Regions from separate parts of the Mus musculus genome. Here regions 2 and 3 are each linked to region 1. The links are chromatin loops, found by intact Hi-C in ENCODE. Cell type or tissue: left cerebral cortex. All regions are shown on one strand. Links, peaks and the distances in the headings refer to the core of each region. The heading gives the core; the rest is flanking DNA.

What was found. A loop is a pair of places that touch in the nucleus more often than their neighbours do. Peaks named below come from ENCODE experiments on the same cell type or tissue, not always from the same donor. Only the 100,000 strongest peaks of a DNase experiment are listed, where the experiment ranks them.
Region 2: a loop joins it to region 1, with 10 times the contacts of the local background. A loop is called at or near these places in 3 of 42 quality-filtered maps.
Region 3: it touches region 1 in a loop (8-fold over the local background); 4 of 42 quality-filtered maps call a loop at or near these places.

Annotation. Positions count from the first base shown.
Region 1 is chr2:28,190,174-28,196,098 of GRCm38, forward strand. It overlaps a transcript of Olfm1 not described here. Among named protein-coding and RNA genes, the nearest start is that of Olfm1, 13 kb to the right of the region's middle. In left cerebral cortex, for the core only: a CTCF peak has its summit at 2,910; DNase peaks (open chromatin) are centred at 1,531, 2,822, 2,948, 3,729 and 1 more place; H3K4me3 peaks cover 3,195 bases; H3K27ac peaks cover 3,093 bases.
Region 2 is chr2:28,066,029-28,071,953 of GRCm38, forward strand. No RefSeq gene overlaps it. Among named protein-coding and RNA genes, the nearest start is that of Fcnb, 16 kb to the right of the region's middle. In left cerebral cortex, for the core only: a CTCF peak has its summit at 1,330; DNase peaks (open chromatin) are centred at 836, 1,378, 1,951, 2,684 and 1 more place; H3K27ac peaks cover 2,532 bases.
Region 3 is chr2:28,095,492-28,101,416 of GRCm38, forward strand. F730016J06Rik (a long non-coding RNA gene) reads left to right here. Exons shown (of 10, transcript XR_003953783.1): 1 at 1-46; 2 at 4,309-4,514. Among named protein-coding and RNA genes, the nearest start is that of F730016J06Rik, 3.1 kb to the left of the region's middle. In left cerebral cortex, for the core only: no CTCF peak of the experiment used is centred there; DNase peaks (open chromatin) are centred at 1,663, 2,176, 3,404, 3,874 and 2 more places; H3K4me3 peaks cover 648 bases; H3K27ac peaks cover 2,403 bases.

The DNA of each region.
Region 1 (5,925 bases), core at 669-5,668:
GTTTATATGCATGAGAGAATGAACATGCAGGGACTGAGTGCTACCTCAGTGGTCCCAGGGGTGGGCTTTCTTGATGTTTTCTTCATTGTATTACATGTTTTTTTTTTAAAGTCGTACAATAAATGACTATGTTTGGGTTTGGGGAAGGAGGAGTGTGTGTGTGTGTGTGTGTGTGTGTGTGTGTGTGTTTGTGTGTGTGTGTGTGTGTGTGTGTGTGTGTGTTTCTGTGACAGAACTCAGGGCCCTGTGCATGCTCTATCATTGAGGTACAGCTCTATACAATGTAAGTAACTTAAAAAAAAAAACAGTTTTATCCAACACTAATGCCGACTCCACAACTTTCTCCCATTCACAGTACTCGCTGTTCTTCCAGGAGACCTGTGTTCAGTTCTCAGTGCCCACACCAGGGGGATCACAGTCACCTGTGTGACTCCAGCTCCAGGGGAACCAGTACCCTTTTCTAGCCTCTGTGGGGACTCTCATACATGGTACACACATTCACACTCACTCACACACACAGACACACACATTCATGCACACATACACATAAATTAAAATAAACCTGAAGTGATCAAGTCAAAGGTTTGGGGTCTATTAAATTATTGTATTTTTATTGGGACAAGAATATATCCAATATGTAAAATTTTAAGTGTCCAATTTAGCAACACAAGTAAGTCACCAATCTGTCTAGTCATTCCCTCCCTCCATCTTCAAAATCTTTCTCATTCAAAACCTCAAACCTGACTTTGCTCTCAGTAATCATTCCTTACTCTTCTCCCTTTAGTCCTGGTAATGTCTAATCTCTCTCCTGTCCTGTGTGTGTGTGCAAGTGTGCATGAGTGTGTGCCTGTGCACACATGCTTGCATGCATGCATTTGTTTGTGCACATGTACATGTGTGTTTGCGAGTGTGGATGTGGACATGTATGTATGTGTATGTGCATGCTTATGTGTGCATGTATACATGCATGTGTTTGCACGTGTGCATGTACGTGTGTCTGTGTGTGTGTGTGTGTGTGTGTGTGTGTGTGCGTGGATGCCTGTGTCTATGTAGGATGTGTGTGCGTGTGTAGATAACATTAGTTATCTCCATCTCCTGCTCTCCAACTTTTAAGGCAGGGCCTCTCACTGAACCTGGAGCTCTCATTGACAGACCATCAAACTGAGGGATCCCCTTGCCTCTGCCTCCATAGATAGCACTGGACTACAGGTATGCCCAGCTTCTTAGAAGCATCCTAGGGATCCAAACTCAGGTCTTCCTGTTCCAACAGCATCAAGTGCTTTGCAAACTGAACCATCACCTCAGCTCACCTTTACTTTTCAAATTGCACAACCATCTGGCCCATTTCTCTTCAGAATTAAAGGCTGCACCAAAGACAGGTGTTTACACTCAAAGCTTTCTGCACTAGTCAAGAAGAAAAACACCCAAATGTGAATAATCCCTGAACAAGTGCACAGAGAAACAAGGTCCACCCTCATAGCCATGCCCACTCACATAGCCACGCCCATCCTCATAGCCACACCCAATGAAACACTTCTCTACAGTGACAAGGAAAGACATTTGCTAGGTGCTAGCTACCATGGGGATGAGCCTCACCCAGACACAGAAGGAATGATATTAAATGATACCACTTTTGTGCCACTGGATCTAAAAGAGGCCACCTTGTGGCCCACTCATGCTCCAAAGCATAGACCAGGCCAGTTTCCCTCTAGTCTGCTCCCTGGGGTTTGAACTGGTCCTTGCAAAGCCCCTCTTGAAACCCACACAGAAAGTCACACCCCATCTTGCTTGGAACTCCCTGGGTCCCACACCACAGCCCCCCCCCAACCCCTCCCACCTACCCTACCCACCCCAGCCCATTCCCTATCCTCTCTTGTGACATAAAAGCATGGAGCTACATTCCCTCACAGCTCTGCTATTTGCTATTGGGGATTTTCTTTATAGAGTTCATTTTCCTAAGACTGAAAGCAAAACAATGGGAACAAATCATCTGAGATGATTCCAAAGCCTTCGGCAGCTAGGCTTCTCGGCAAACAGCTTGGGAACTCCTCCCCCAAAGTGTACAATTTAAATGGAAGACAAGCCTGGCCCTGAGACAAACCCCCTACAGTCAAGGCTTTGGGTATGAGAATAGGGTATCTCCACCCTAGCTGGGGGACTCCAGGGCCAGGAGAAGGGACAAGGACAGGTAAGGCCCACAGGGGTTTAGTTGGCCCGAACCCACTGGAGGATTCTCTTCTGGACCCTCTTGGGTGCTCCTCTCCTGATCATAGGTTTGTGGGGTAAAGAGAGTGACAACCTGAAGATAGACACCACAGCATGTGTATAACCACCTGTGTGGGTGCCACACACACCAACATACCCCACCTAGGTATGGAACACAGCACCTCTCCCTGCGCATGCTTCAGCCCCTAGCCAACCACCCTAGAGGAATGGGAAAGGCCTCTTCCCGTCTCAGGTGACCTGACTTCCCTTCCATGTTTCAACATCTTTGTCACCCTGATCCTTAAGGGCCATCTAGGAGGGACCTGTGCAGATAATCTTATGGGACCTTGTCTCTGAGGATGTCACTCCACCCATTCTGGACACCACCTCTTTGGGTACTTTCCCGGGTGCCATCCTGTCACCACTCAGCGGTCCCTGGCTGAGTCTCCAGAGTGGGTCCCTGAGTTCCCCTTGGTCTAAGACTGGCCAGGATAGACTTGTCTGGCTCAGTTCAATTTCCCCCGCCTTTTTGATGTCACATCCTGTCCCAGCCTGCCTCCTCGCCGGCCGCCGCCCTCCCTCCTCCCTTCCCCGGGCAAGCAAGGCGCACGGGTCCCTCGGCGCCGCCCCCGCCAGCGCCCCTCACCGAGCAAACTTTTGGCACCGCTGCAGCCCGGGCGCGCCGCCGAGCTCTGCAGGGCGCGCCTCTCCGCCGAGCTCGGGCGCGCGGGGACCCGCCTGGCGCGCAGGGAAAGCAAGCGCAGCCCCCGCCCCGCCAGCCCAGCCCTGCCCGAGAGGCAGTCGCGCCGGAACCGGGACCATAAATATGCAGAGCGGAGGCTCAGCGCAGCACAGCCCGCGCGCCGCCCGCCCCGGCTGCTGAGCAGGCGCCGCCTGTGCCCGAGCCGCGGCCGGAGCCCCAGCCCCAACCCCAGCCGGGAGCGCGTTCACATCCCCGCAGCCGCCGGTCGCCAGCACCCAGGCCCCGCACGCCAGGTCGTCGGAGTGGCTGTGAGACATGCAACCGGCCCGGAAGCTCCTCAGCCTCCTGGTCCTCCTGGTGATGGGCACCGAACTCACCCAAGTACGTGTGACCAACGCCATTTTCCTCTGCCAGGGCCACCGTGAGCCGGGCAAAGTCGGGGAGCTGTCCCCAGGGTTGGGACTGAGGAGGGGACTGGAGTGCCGGCCCGCCCCGGGCTTGAGGGAGGGGTGCAGAATGATAGAGACTGGTTTCCCCCAGCTCTGTATAAGAGGGTTACAGCATCCCCTCTCCCAAGACCACCTCCCCACTCCCGAGAAGTTCAGAGGGCAAACTGGGGGCTTCCTTTCCTGGGTTTGTCATCTGGTAGGGAACACAGAGGCGACAGCCGAGCCCCTAGGCATTCTTGCCAGTGGAGGTACCTAACTCCTGCCTCCCAACACACCCCCCTCCGTGGCCCGACTGTCCCTTTGGGAACAATGCTACCCTCTGCGCGGTGGGCATGGTGCCATTAAGCCCTGGAAGGGCAGCTGCAAGGCACTCGGGTGCATTGTTGGCTGGCTGTGGAGGATTTGGGGACTGTGACCACACGCAACTAGAGACATCAGTGATGCGCTGTATGCATGTGGGAAGGCTGGAGATGCCCAGCGCTCATCTGCCCAGAACAATGTACCGACCGGAGTGTGTGTCTGAGAGGGTATTCTCCATTTTAAAATTGCAGCTTGGGAGGCTGTGCGCTCCCAGCTGGGAGGCCGCTTTGCTACTAGGGTGTTCAGGCTGGCAGGGAAGAGTCTGCCAGCTTTTGGGTTGCTCAAGAGTGACATTAAAATGCCCTTTGTGTGGTGCCACTGTGCCTTGGTCTGAGTTAAGAACACCCCCCCCCCTCGACTCTTGGCAGTCAAAAGTCCAGGATGTTGATGGGCAGCCCCCCTTTTAGTCCCAACCTCAGGTGCCTGGACCCTCCCTGCCTCCCTCTGTCCATCTCTCAGAATAAAAGAGGAAACAAAAGAGAGGAGAGACCAGAAAGCAGTTGGGAGACCACAGGCAGAAGACTCAGAGTGAGCTTCCCTTGTTCAAGGAAGCCCTTGCTGGCTTAGCTGCCTATGTCCAGGACACACAGTTCAAACTCGACCGGACAGTGGAATTTGTTGTCTCCCACTTGCCCTCTGACTCTTGCCTGGAGTTTCCTGGACCGCCATCCAGTTAGCCCTAGAGAGGGTCTTTGTGGAACTCTGGAATGGGAGTTTCCTTGGTCTGTCTGGAGAAAGCATGGAGGAGGGTGCTGACTGGGCATGGGGCATGCATGGATGGATGAACACACACACACACACACACACACACCATGCACACCACATACACCTGTGTGCCAAAAAGAGCCACACAGATCTTGCTTAGCAGAGTGCCAGCCTTACAAAGGGCAATGCCTTTTTCCATCACATCTTGGCATAAAGATAGCTGGCCCTGGGTAGTCCTGGAAGTGACTCTCCTCATAGACCCTTTAGCCCTAACAACTCCCCCTCCCCCCCCCCCTTCTGGGAACCTCTACATCTCAATTGTCCAATCGCAAGAGGCTTTTCCTTCCTAAATCCCCTACCTGTCTTTCCAAAGATCTGCTGTTATGGGGAGAAAACTTAGCTCAACTTCAGTTAGACGCTTTGTCTCTATGATGGTGTTTGCCCATTTGTCCTAACAGAGCCTTCGCTCCAGCAAGGCCCTTCAACAGACCCTGGCACACTCAGGAACCTCACCTCTGGGCTCCAGAAAGGTCTCCCTCCCTGTGAGCTGCCTTCAGGACCGTGGCCAGCTCCCGAGGCCCCAAGCCAGTGTTTAAGAGGCGATGAAGTTGTGACTTGCTTGCCTGGAAGGTTCTTTCTTAGAATCTGAGCTCTGAGGTTCCTCACCTCTCCAAACAGAGCCCCTGAAGTCTTCTTTGTAGAACCTTGCCTGGGAAGCCTGTTACCCTGACAATGATGGGATTTCAGGTCCAAATCTCATGAACCAAGAGCTCTCAAATCACCCAACCACATTGAGTCTAGGAAGGCTCAGTTCTCTCTGCCTGGGTTATGCGGTCAGGGGCCCCATTGGGATGGGGACAGGTGGCTTTCACAGTCAGTGGTGACAGCTTGAGATGGTAGGCTGGGCTGCACTGAGTCAGTTAGTCCCTTAGGATATCCATGCCTGGAAATCTGTTGTTTAATCCTACTGTGACAAGAAACACTCAGACACCTTTGGGCCTCAGAAAGTATCTGTCTTCCACTTCCATACAGGCCAGGGGAAGTGCTCCTCACAGCCACATTTGCTCTTCCACCTGCAGCCAGGCCAGGGGAAGTGCTCCTCACAGCCACAGAGGAAGTGCTCCTCATAGCCACATTTGCTTTCAGCTCTTGCAAACAGTGGGGACATAGATCCCAGGGTGGTGAGTGTAGATCGGTACAGGTGGGCATGGGAACCAGCTGGGGATAGATAGGCCAGCCCAGCCCATAACGAGGGCTGCCTGCAGGATCTCGGGAGGCAGGTGGGGGCATGGAGCACGTGCTGGGCCATCTGTTCTCCCAGCAGCTGGCTCAAGCTGGTCCATTCAATCAAATGCCAAGTACTGATTGACAGTTTGTGCCATGCAAAGCCGTAGCCCTCCTGAACTTTGTCCTCAGACAGAAGGTTGCTTGGTGTGGCTTTGTTTGGTTTTTACTAAAAAGATGACATCGGTGCTCTTTGAGGCTAGCGTCGGTGACACCATC
Region 2 (5,925 bases), core at 304-5,303, 120 kb before region 1:
AAGACCCCAAACCTGATCTCCCTTCCTCCATCCTCCAGGACAGGTCCCCGACTTCTCTTTTCTTCCCCACAAATTACACAAATTAAACCTCTTGTACATACCACAGGCTCTGGGAGCACCCACAGGCACCAAGCCCTCCTGAGAGTCCTGAGGAAGTGTCCTGCTTCTGTGAGTCCTCTGCACATGCTCTTCCCGAGACAAGAGGGCATTTTACAGCAGCACCCAACAAACTTTCCAACTGGAAACTTAGCAGGGCAGAAGTATGAGCTGATTATTTTTTAACCAGCTTGGCCTAAGTTTCTCCAAACAATCTTCCAGAGTCAGGATGCCCTCCCCACCTCTCAGACTTGGGTGCGTTTCTGTGTGTGTGTGTGTGTGTGTGTGTGTGTGTGTGTGTGTGTGTGTGTGTTCTATGCATGTGTGTGCACATTTGTGTGCTTGTGCATTTGCTGAAATGTGCACATGAGAAGATCAGAAGCCAATGTTAGATGTCTTCCTTTGTTCCCCACCTTACTTTTTGAGACTGGATCTCTCACGGTCCCTGGAGCTTGCTGCTTGCTCTTTCAGCTAGACTGGCTGGTCAAGAGCGCCAGGAGGGCCTCTTGCCTCTGCCTCCTCAGCACTGTCACTGCAAGCACACATCATCATGGCTGAATCTTACATGGATGCTGGGAACTTGACTCAGGGCCTCCTGCTTACCCAGCAAGCACATCACCCGTGGAGCCATCTCTCCAGCCCCTGCACTTCACAGTTTGAGTGCAAATATAGACAGTTCGTTTTCCAGTCCACACCCAGAGCACCCACCTACAGGGAAGAGGCTGTAACTTTATAGAACCCCCGCTCCCATCATGCCAGGGGACTTTCTGGCCAACAGTGTCTGTGGGAGATGTTTACATACAGAGCAATGCTATGTGCTCACTTTGATCTTTAGTCCTCTTCCTGTGGGAAGGACACATTTCTAAACCCATCAGGCAGGCAGTAGATGGAGCCCCTATGGTTGTTCAGTTTTCAGATGGTCAGCCGACACTTACCCGCCCCTGAGTCTTTTGTGCTATGTAGAAAATCCCAAGACACTCTGCCAGGCTTCACAGCAGTACCAGGGGCAATGCAATGTTGACCTGAGGTTTCTGTCACAATACCCATATGCTCTCTTGCTATTCATGGAGGAATCCATAATGGATCTCTTTTTGCTTTAAATCTACAGCGCAAACCTCAGTGCTGATAGTGGGCTGCGTGGCAGAAGCCTCGTTTCTGATCAATGTGTTGCCTGCAACAACTTTGAGGGCGGATGCGTGGAACATCCTTTATGGCCCCCAGGGGAGAGCTGGGAAAACAGGATTCTAACAGAATGTGTTTCTTTTTCTTGGCGGCCTGGCTAGGTGTTACAAGGAAAAAAAGAGCTTAGCAGTTGGCAAGCAGGAACAAAGCCAGCTGAAGGCTACAGGAGACCAAGGGCTTTCTGTCATGGAAAATGCCCACACATTTCCAGATCCTTAAAAGAGTGAGAGAGAAAGTTTTAAATGGCTGTAGGTAGCCAGCTTTTTTAATGTAGTGACTCGGCCTTGCTGTGAAATCCCTCTAGGCTGGGAGGTAGCTAAAGTGTTGTCACACAAGCCGGAGGGACTTGAATCCTGTTCCCAGAAACGTGTAGCCAGGCATGGTGGTGCACACTTGTGATTCCAGTGCTGGCTGTGAGTTCTCTGGCCAGCCAGAAGGCCTACTACGCACATGTCTTAGGGTTTCAGTACTCTGAGGAGATACCATGGCCAAGGCAACTCTTACAAAGGAAAGCATTTAATTAGGTTTAAAGCTTCAGAGAGAATCTCAGTTCATTATCATCAAGGCAGGAAGCATGGCAGCCTGCAGGTAGACATGGCACCAGAGAAGGAGCTGAGAGTTCTACACCTTGATTGGAACCCAGCCAGCAGGAGCCAGCTCTCTTTTGCACTAGGCAAAGCTTGAGCACTAGGAGCCCTCAGAGCCCGCCTACACAGTGACACACTTCCTCCAACAAGGCCACACCTACTACAAGGCCACACCCCCAGTAGTGCCCCTTCTCATGAGCCAAGCATATTCTAACCACCACAGCATATTCCAGGCCAGTGAGGGAAAATGAAAATTTCTCAAAAAAAAAAGGGGGGGGACTCCAAAGAACAACACCTGAGTTTGTCCTCTGACCTATACACACTACACACACACACACACACACACACACACACACACACACAAACACACACACACCACACACACTTCCTCCTGCCTGAGCCTGGATCATCTCAGGGAGATGGCCTCAGGGCAGTAGATACACAGAGAGGCAGGGCACACATCCCACTGACTTGAGGACTATCTTGGGGAGCTTGGGTGAGGCTGGGGGAGAGGACTCCATGTTGGGCCTACTCTCCTTGCTGTGTCCTGCTCTGACCATGCCCAGGCACCAGCAAGAGTGAGTTTGTGTCTATCCCAGAGTGGCAGGTGCTTTGTTCAAATGCACTGCATCTGAGAGGGCGGCAACAGGGAGGATACCGGGTGGAGGAGCCGCGCACCCCTCTGAGCAGGCCTGGAGCTCTCTGGGCTTCGTGCCAGTGCAGCCTCCACTGGGCTCCTCAGCTATTCTTTAGTGGCTCTGAGCTACTTATGCTGTTGTCATTGTCATAGCGACTCGGCGGCCTGCAACATATGGGTGGGAGGCGACCGATGATGTGATTCCTGGAGCTGTGCAGAGACTCTGTCCCTCCTACCCACCACCCACCTCACCATGTGTCAGGAGTCCCAGCCAGTAAGGCAACAGCACTAGGGACCATCTGAAAACCCATCTGTCCCAAGTTGGTGGCTAGGACTCAAGGAGCTTTACAATCCTGTGGTATGGAGTCCTAACCCCTAAGTGGGATTAAAGGGAGAGTCGCCATATTTCACAATAAGAACTGAGATGCTGCCAGCTGTGTGTCTTGTCCACCCAGACCATGGGCCTCTCAGCTCCCCATGACCCATATCCACCAAGGCTTTGCAGCCCACAGGCACAGACGACTTGGCCGCATTGTGAAGAGAGGCAGGACCATCCCTCTAGACATGTAGGGCCTTCCCACAAAGGAGACTCTGCATTTTCAGAGGAAGTGGACTTTGTGTGGGCCTAGGCACCTTCACAGCAGGGTGTCCAAAGCCACACACTAGGCTGCAGAAAGGGGTTTGCTCAGGTTGGCAGCCAAGATAAAGGACTTGAGGTCAGAAACATACCCTAAGCTCCCATCACAGGACATGTTTGGCTGTGGATACAGACATGGCCATCCACATTGTTCAGCAGAACGGCAGGGTGTGGAAGTTCAGGGTCATGTGAACAGGAGCAGCCTGAAAGCCTCAGTTGGCCTTACCCTGGGTTGTGAAAACTGGGTCTGAGCGACTCCTATTTGGGAGGATTGTTCCACCCAGTTTCCTTCTGACATCACATCCCTGTAAACCAGTGGTTCTCACCATGTTGGTGGTGACTCCTTGGTGTGTGTGTGTGTGTGTGTGGGTGTCGAATGACCCTCACAAGGGGTCACCTAAGACTATCTGAAAACACAGATACTTATGTAATGATTCATAACAGTAGCAAAATTATAGTTATGAAGTAGCAACGACAATAATTTTATGGTTGGGGGTCACCACAACATGAGGAGCTATATTAAAGGGTCGCAGAGTTAGGAAGGTTGAGAACCAGAGCTCTAAAGTGAGCTCTTCTCTGACAACCAGAGGATCAGCTCTTCTTTGTCCCATAATCATCTGCAGTAACAAAGTTCCAAGGTCCTGACAGCCCATCACAACCATCCAGGAAGACTCAAAAAGGAATCATGACCCTCCCTTCCACCCAGACTCTAAAAGCTCCCTGTGGATTCTGAGCCATGGGGAAAGCCACATGGTCCCTGGGAAGCCAGCTGTAAAGCAAGAGGACCTGGCTTCAGGCCCCAGCACCTGGTTAGCAAACCAGCTGTGGTGACAGTATACACCTGTCACCTCAGTGCTGAGGGGAAGGGGGCTCCCTAGAGGATGGTGACCAGCAGGATTGGCTAATCAGTAAGTTCGAGTTTCAGTGAGAGACCCTATCTTTAAAAATAAGGTGGAGAGTGATAGAGGAGGACACCCAGTGTTGGCATGCGTGGGTGCACACGTAACTATACTACATACAAAAGCCCTGTGGCAGTACATCAAACAGACATCCCACAGGCCCCGTGTCCACAGCCCCCCACCCCCGACATCCCCTCAGTGAGGATCAGACTGGTGACAGAGAATGTCTGCCTCTCGATCCCACATCTGTGACAGTGCACGTTTTCTGAGTCAGCATGCTCGCCAGAGAACTCGTTCCTAGGAGAAAACTCAACTGCAGCAAGAAGTCTGCACACACACACACACACACACACACACACACACACACACACACATACACACACACACACGAGGAATGCTATGCAGGGTCCAAATCCACGATAAAAGAATGGCCTTTTCCTCAAGTGAGTTAGTAGCTATTTGAAAACTAAATATGCAAACACTTGTAACCTGGGAAATAGCTGTAAAGTTGAGAAATAAAAGCCACAAACTATTTTACATAAAAATTCACGATTCTGTGTACAGAAAATAAAATTTTGTATAATTTCACATGTATAAGATAAAACAAAATGCTATGTAAAATAAACTTTTCAAAAAACTTAAACTACATTTCAAATTAGAACATAAAAGGTATAGATGTCCATTTACTTTAATGAATTAGAAGAGGTCGGGGAGGTCAGATTCCTTCTAAAAACAAATGATTAAGACCCATAGGGGCAAAGAACCAGAAGGAACAAGGACCCAGAGGGAAAAGGAACTCAAGGGGAGACTGGACCCAAGAAGCAGGGACCAGAAGGGTAGTGACCTAGGGGGATCAGAGACCCAGGGGCATCAGGGACCCAAAGAAGCAGGAACCCAGGGGTGCAGGAACCCAGGGGTGCAGGAGCCTAGGGGAGCAGGAACCCAGGTGTATTGGGAATGCAGAGGAACGGAGACATAAAGGAAGCAAGGATCTAGGGGGGAACAGAAAATCAGGGAAATGGGCCATCCTGAAGAAGGACACCCATAGCCCAGAGTCCTGATCTGAGTCAGAATCTCCAAAGACTTCAAACTTCAGGAAATAATGCCAAACTCTTCTGGAACAAATGGTGATGTCCCCATCAAAGACCTAGGTGCCATAGGATGGACTCGAAGGGACATTTTAAGACTGAAAACCAAAAACTCAGGAGTAGTAATCAGACTTTCACATAGCGGTGGTGGTGGTGGTGGTGGTGGGGTCTTTACCCGAAGAACAAGGCTTTCATCTAACTTCCTGCGGAAAACATACCTATCAAATTAACCACGCATAGTCCAAGTGCCAGGTCTTGAGGTGTGCATTGGGAAAACATCCTCTACCTGACACACGGAAGGCCCGAGGGTCTATCCTCAGCACTGCACAAAAACAATCAAGTAAATCAAAATAAGGTACAAAACAAAAACAAAAACCGGTTGCCAGTGAAGAATCTTACATCAGGTGAAACTAGCAGTTACACTAAAGTGTGGGAGATGCTCAGCTAGTCGGGGCTTGCCTTGAGAGTACGAGGACTGAGTTAGGTACCCAGAACCGACATAAAATGGGTGCATGGTCTGGAGAGATGGATCAGCAGTTAAGAGCACTGGCTACAACCAAGTTCATTTCCAGCACCCATGTGGTGGTTCACAATCATCTGCAGTCTCAGGGGACCTGATGCCCTCTTCCAGCATGCAATATGGTGCATAGACGTACTTACAGACAGAACACTCATACATAGAAAATGGGACAATAAACAAATCCAAAAAAAAAAAAAACATTTTAAGTGGGTGTAGTGGTGTGTAGCTCTAATCCCGGTGCTGGGGAAGGAGAGACTAAAAAATTCCTGGAGTTTGCTG
Region 3 (5,925 bases), core at 304-5,303, 95 kb before region 1:
AGACTTACCTCAGTGATGGAGTGTGACCTGAGAGTTCTAAGCTGAGGTAAACCCTTTCTTCACCAAATTGCTTTTGGTAATGGTGTTTTATCATAGATATAGGAACCCTAACTGGGATGGATATGGAGGTGAGTAGATAAATGGATCATGAGTGGATGTGCAAATGGATGTACAGATGGATGGATGCATGGACAAATAGACTCACTGATAGGTGGGTGGGTAGATGAATACGTGGATGGATAAGTGGATGGGTGGTTGAGTGGGTGGATAGTTGTGTAGATAAGTGGATGGACTGGTGGACAGATGGATGGGTGAGCAAGTAGACTAGTGAGTGGGTGCATGGGTGGATAGGTAGATGGATGGATGGAAGGCTGATGAAGGTTGATCTTGAGAGGTTCTCTCGGCCCTGAAAATGACTCAGGGAACCTAACGTATGGATAGGTTTTGCTTTGGTGCTAACCAAGGCTTGCCTGCATCAGTCTCCTGGTTCCAGATGAGGTTCTGTTTTGGCCACTGCCTTCACGACACCTTCCCTACGCTGGCTTGTTGGGGAGAAGCACAGACTGCATTTAGAGCCACTGTAACGAATCCTAAAGGGACCCCATGAAACTGAGGGTGGAAGGCATGGTGGGATGTGACCTGGCTGAGGTTGTGACATCTGGACTGGCTGGATCTGGAAGCCAGACTCTGAAAACATAACCCAGAACTAAGGTCCAGGGTCGGGCGACTTGGGGTTTCCTGCTTAGTTCAGTGTTGCAACTGGGTGCAGGATGCTGGCCAGGGTCATGCTCACAAGTCACGCAGAACACTGAGCACAGCACAGTTAACTCACAGCTTTCAAGGTGGTTCAGAAGAAGATTCCAAGACTAATTTCACCATCCAGAGGCCTCTCCGTCCCAGGTGAGGACCAGGAGCAGGGTAGGATATGATTCTCCATGACAGCTGGGTTCCAAACAACCGCAAGCCCTTCTTTGCCTCAGGCCAGTGGCTTCTCTCCCAGTGAACAGCCCTCCAACAGTTTGCTGCTGAGTCTATCACAGACCCAAGCAGGGTTATCTAAGCAGAGAGACTCTGTGCCCAATGGCCTTGACCTTTCTATGGTGAGAGAAAGGCCATAGAAAGGTCCCTGCTGACACTGTGCATGTGCCTCTGGGGAGGGGCAGCTAAGCAGTCAGCCACAGAGCAGACAGCTTCCTCCAGCCATACTACCAAGACTCTCTGCCATCTCCTGTGCATGGGCTTCTTTCTCTACTCAGACCCAAGTACCCCTCCCAAGCAGCCCTTCCAGGCTCCTATCCTCTGCTGGACAGTTACTGAGCAGGACGCTGGGCCTGTACATGGTCAGCAGGTCACCTTCGGAAACTTCCTGACTTCCTCCTGCATTGGGGGTGTGCATAAAGGCAAACGTAAGCACGCACTGTGTTGGGTGGAGATCAGTGATTGCTGAAAGATAAGATGGGGTAAAAACCAGAAGGAACAGAACACTCCACTGAGGTGGGGAGCAGCCAAGACAACCACTGACAGGGCAACAGCTGAGCCACAAGCCAAGCACTAGCGTATGTTCCTATCCCAGAAGCCTACTTGTTTTCATAGCAGTCTCAGCCCTGTCCTACAGAATTACAAAGCCCAGAGGGGGTGTGTGGGTGGCCAGAAAGCACACAGCAAATGGACAGGCATTGAGCCCATTTCTCCTCTCAGAGGCTTCCTGTTTCCATGCTAAGAGAAGGTCAACCAGGTGGATCTTGGCCACGTAAGGTAAACAGATGCCTACAAAAAAGATAAGAAAGAAATGTTTTGGGGTGTCCACAAGCCAGGGTGACTCTCCTTTCTTATCTGTGTCAAGACAAGAAAGAGTTTGCTTTCCAACCCCCCTGCAGTGGAATCTGTTCTTTCAATGGCCAAATATAATAAAAATACTTGACCTAGTCTTTGAAAGGCATCCAAATGCCACCTAATCTGGTGGCCAGGATGCTGAGTGCCAATTTGAATTAATGGATGGTGCCATGAATTGAAGGTGAAATGTACCCATGGGCTCATGGTTTGAACTCTGAGTCCTCAGTTGGTAGCCCTGTTTTGGGAGGAGGCGGGACCATTAGGAGGGGAGCTGGGTAGGTGGAAATGGGTTGTCAGAGGCAGATTCTTGGGAGAGTCTGGCCATCTGTGATGTGGACAGTTCTTCCACAAGCTCCCGCTGCTACGGATTGAGTCATTGCTGCCACAACGGGTGGAAACTCACTGAAACACTGAGTCAAGGACAATCCGTTGGGCTGGAGGGATGGTTCGGTGGTCAAGAGCACTGACTGCTTGCTCTTCCGGAGGTCCTGAGTTCAATTCCCAGCAACCACACAGTGGCTCACAATCATCTGTAATGGGATTCGATGCCCTCTTCTGGTGTGTCTGAAGACAGCTACAGTGTACTTAGCATATATAAATTTTTTAAAAATTGTCATCCTTCAAATGGTTTCTGTCAGGAATGAAGGTCACAGTGAGGTCAAGATAAGCATTACAAATGGCCACAAAGTGAACTCTCAACCTGTCTCCAACCCACTGAGCTCCCTCATCCAAGCACGCCAGCCCAAGGGTGCCATTCACAGATGAGAAAGCCCTTGGTTCTACCTTGATGTTTGTTGCTGTGATAAACACCGTGACCAGAACCAATGTAAGGAGCAAGGGCTTGATTTCAGCTTAAAGGCGACAGCCCATCACTGAGGACTGATGGATCGGGGCAGGAACTCCAGGCAGGAGCAGGAAGTAGAATCCATGGAGAAACAATCAAAAAAAATGTGTTTCACACAGGCACATGGGCCAATCTGACAGTCAATTTCTTGCTTGAGGTTCCCTCTTCCTGGGAGACTTGGTTTGTGTCAAGTTGACAATACAAACTAAACGGTATAGGCTTTGGCCCACACAGCTCAATGGCAAGCCCCCAGATAAGCAAGAATGGACACCCAGTGGTCATCATCTCAGAAAGGGTCAATAGAGACAGTCCCTTGTCTTACTGGCCACGGCTGGGAACAGAGGCTGACCAGCTGAAGGGGAGGGGGGTTTTAACCCGTACTCCCTGCCCACCAGTGCATCTCTGTGAGGGACCAAGGACACTTTCACTGACTTGAAGGGAATAGGCAAGTTCTTCAAGTGACAAAGAGCCACTTCTGTCCCCTTCCCTTCCCTGCCCTGCCCCCCAGCCCCCTATTGCGATCTATCTGAGGCATCTCTACTTGAATGCCTTTGTTTCTCAATCCCTGGAAGCCTTCAGCTTCTCTGTGGCTGCGGGAAACTGGGAAGCTTTGATTCGCTGAGAATCTGGGCTGTGGCTTTGGGGCTCAAAACAGGGGGGACCATTTCTCCTGGGAGGCGCGGGAGGAAAATAATTTCGGTGACTGTAGGTAATTAAGTCGCCACAGTGCTATGGAACATGCATTATATTATACGATGATTAATCCCTGGGACAGCGGGGAGATTTTTCATCTTCAAAGCTCTCCTCGGCTCCTCATTAATCATCTCAGCCCCAAGGAAAGAGAAGCTGCTTCAGTTCCTAAGAGAGGGGAAACTGAGTCAGCTGGGTTCCTCTGACTCCTCCCACACCTGGGTGGAGACAATACGCTACCAGGACCACCAAGGGCTTTCTCCCAAGTTGTTTCTCCTGGAGGCATCAGTCAGTTTCCCACCCTCACAGGGACCTGCATAAGAATCAATAAAAATGTTATTTTAAATGAAAAGAAAGCAGTCCAGCTCCGCCGGTGGGGGCTGCCAACGCCCGCCTGCCCGCCGCCCTTTCTCATCGCTTTTGTTCCCTCTGCCTGGGTACCTGCACATTTTCAGTGCGCAGCCTCTCTGGGAAAGCAAAGCCTCTCCCCGGTTTCTCAGCGAGCAGTTTAAAGGAAAGTGCTGTTTTGCTCGCAGACGCCTTCTTTTGCAATTGGGACATCGTGCTATAAATACAGCCCATCCTGCTTTGCATTCAAATTGTTGTGAAAGTTTGGGGCTGTAAATAATATGTTCTAGGTGCTTGAGACAGAATTTTTATTATTTTTTTCTCCCTGTTCCTGGAGCTAGTGATAAATTAAACATTTATTTTGCACTCCCACCATGCAATACAAAATACAGGGCTGATTGCTTCACACCTGACACCAAGCGTAAAGGTGACCCGTAGGTGAGCAGGGGGTGGGAAGCTGCCCAGAGTGGGAGAGGTTGGGGAGCAGGGGTGGAAGGAGCTGTTCTGAGTTCGGCCTTCCCCGTGATGGCGTTCTTCTCTGAATGACCTTCTGATAACAAGAAGGCTCACACCCAAATATCTGTTTCACACAGGGGAAACTGAGGCTGAGAGATGTCTGCTGCAAACACGTCTCCACCCACTATGACCTGAGTGTGCCCCCGGGGCTCACTCTCCCCTGGCCTGCAGTGATTTTTCTCTGGGTGTGCTGGAGAGTGGAGATGGGAAAAGCTACAGTCTCTGAACCCAACTGAAACAGGCTGCCCTGCACTCTGGACAGACCGATCCCTGGCAGTGGCAGGTAGGCCCTTACTGCAAAACTTGGTGCGCAATCTCCAGTCTCAGTTCCCTTGCCTTGAAATGAAGTAAAAAATAGAATTCCTTAGGCGCTGGGGAGGAGCAGGTAAAGTCTCTGGTATGCTTATGGGGGAGCAGCTGTGACCAAGGACCCCAATGCCCAGGAATAGTACCACTCCCTAAGATATGGAAGACACATGCAGGGTGCTAGGAGGTCCAGCCAGACATGAAGCCCGTGGGTGTCATTTCTTATTCTCTGAGCCCCTTGGCTAGGACCATCAGGAAACTACATCTAGCAGACAGGTCTAGATAGGACCTGTGTTGTAGATGAGAGGGCTCATCCTGGCATAACTGGGCTGCATTCAAACCTCAGGCTGAAGAGGAGGGGTGTGTGTGATCCAACTTCTGCTCTCTTCTGATGGAGACCACTGGCACTTTCACGAAAGGATGCACCTACAGACACGTGACTCAGCACACACCTCCAGAGACTCACAACCCATATGCTCACTGGCTCACAACACACACACACACACTCGCTCACAGCTCATAAATGCTCATGAATTCATCGCATGCACTCTCTCAGGCTCACATGTGTGCACATTCATGATCTTGAGTACACTCTCCAACACACTTCGTCTACCACCCGCACTCCATCCCACCAGAAGCTTCCCTCAGGCCAGAACAAGCTGGATGCACTCCCTGAAGCAATGCCGCACATGCTCAGTAGCAGCCACAGAAGGCAGTCAGCTCACCTCTAGACACCAGGACATACGGGCCCCTACCCAGCTCTGGGGGCACACTTGCCATCTTAGTCTTAGAGGACTGTATGGACAGACAGGAACAGGCTGAGCTGCTCTAGGTTGCTTCCCTAGTACAGACCACAATGACAACCTGCTGTGTTTCGGTACACTTTGCCGTGCTAATCAGCCCGAGGGCCAGCGGGTTGTGTACAGCTGAGGGAGAAGAGAGCTAGGCCTCAACGCATAGCCCTGGCTGCTGCACCAGACACAGTAGTGTTCTTATCTTCAAATGACACACCCACTGAAAACTCACTAACCTATGATCTTTCAGGCAGTACCAACAGGGTGGAAGCTTCTTTGGAAAATTCTAGAAAGTTCTCAGCATCATGAAAAGCCATTTTGGCTATTCCAAACTGGCCTGCCAAGGCTGACTACACCACCATCTGTAAGAGATCCTGATTCTTCAAGTGACACCATAGCCTTGACTGGATGCTATGACACTAGGGTCAAGTGGCTGTTGACCTTGAAGACGCAGCACAGAACTGTTAGTCTACCCCACCCTGTTCCCAGCCTCAGCACACTGAAGCCCTGCTTATCCAGCTCCCATCCCTTTGGTTTTGTTTGCTTTCCTTGAAGCAAAACCCTTCTTCTATGAGGCTGGCAGCCAGGATCACC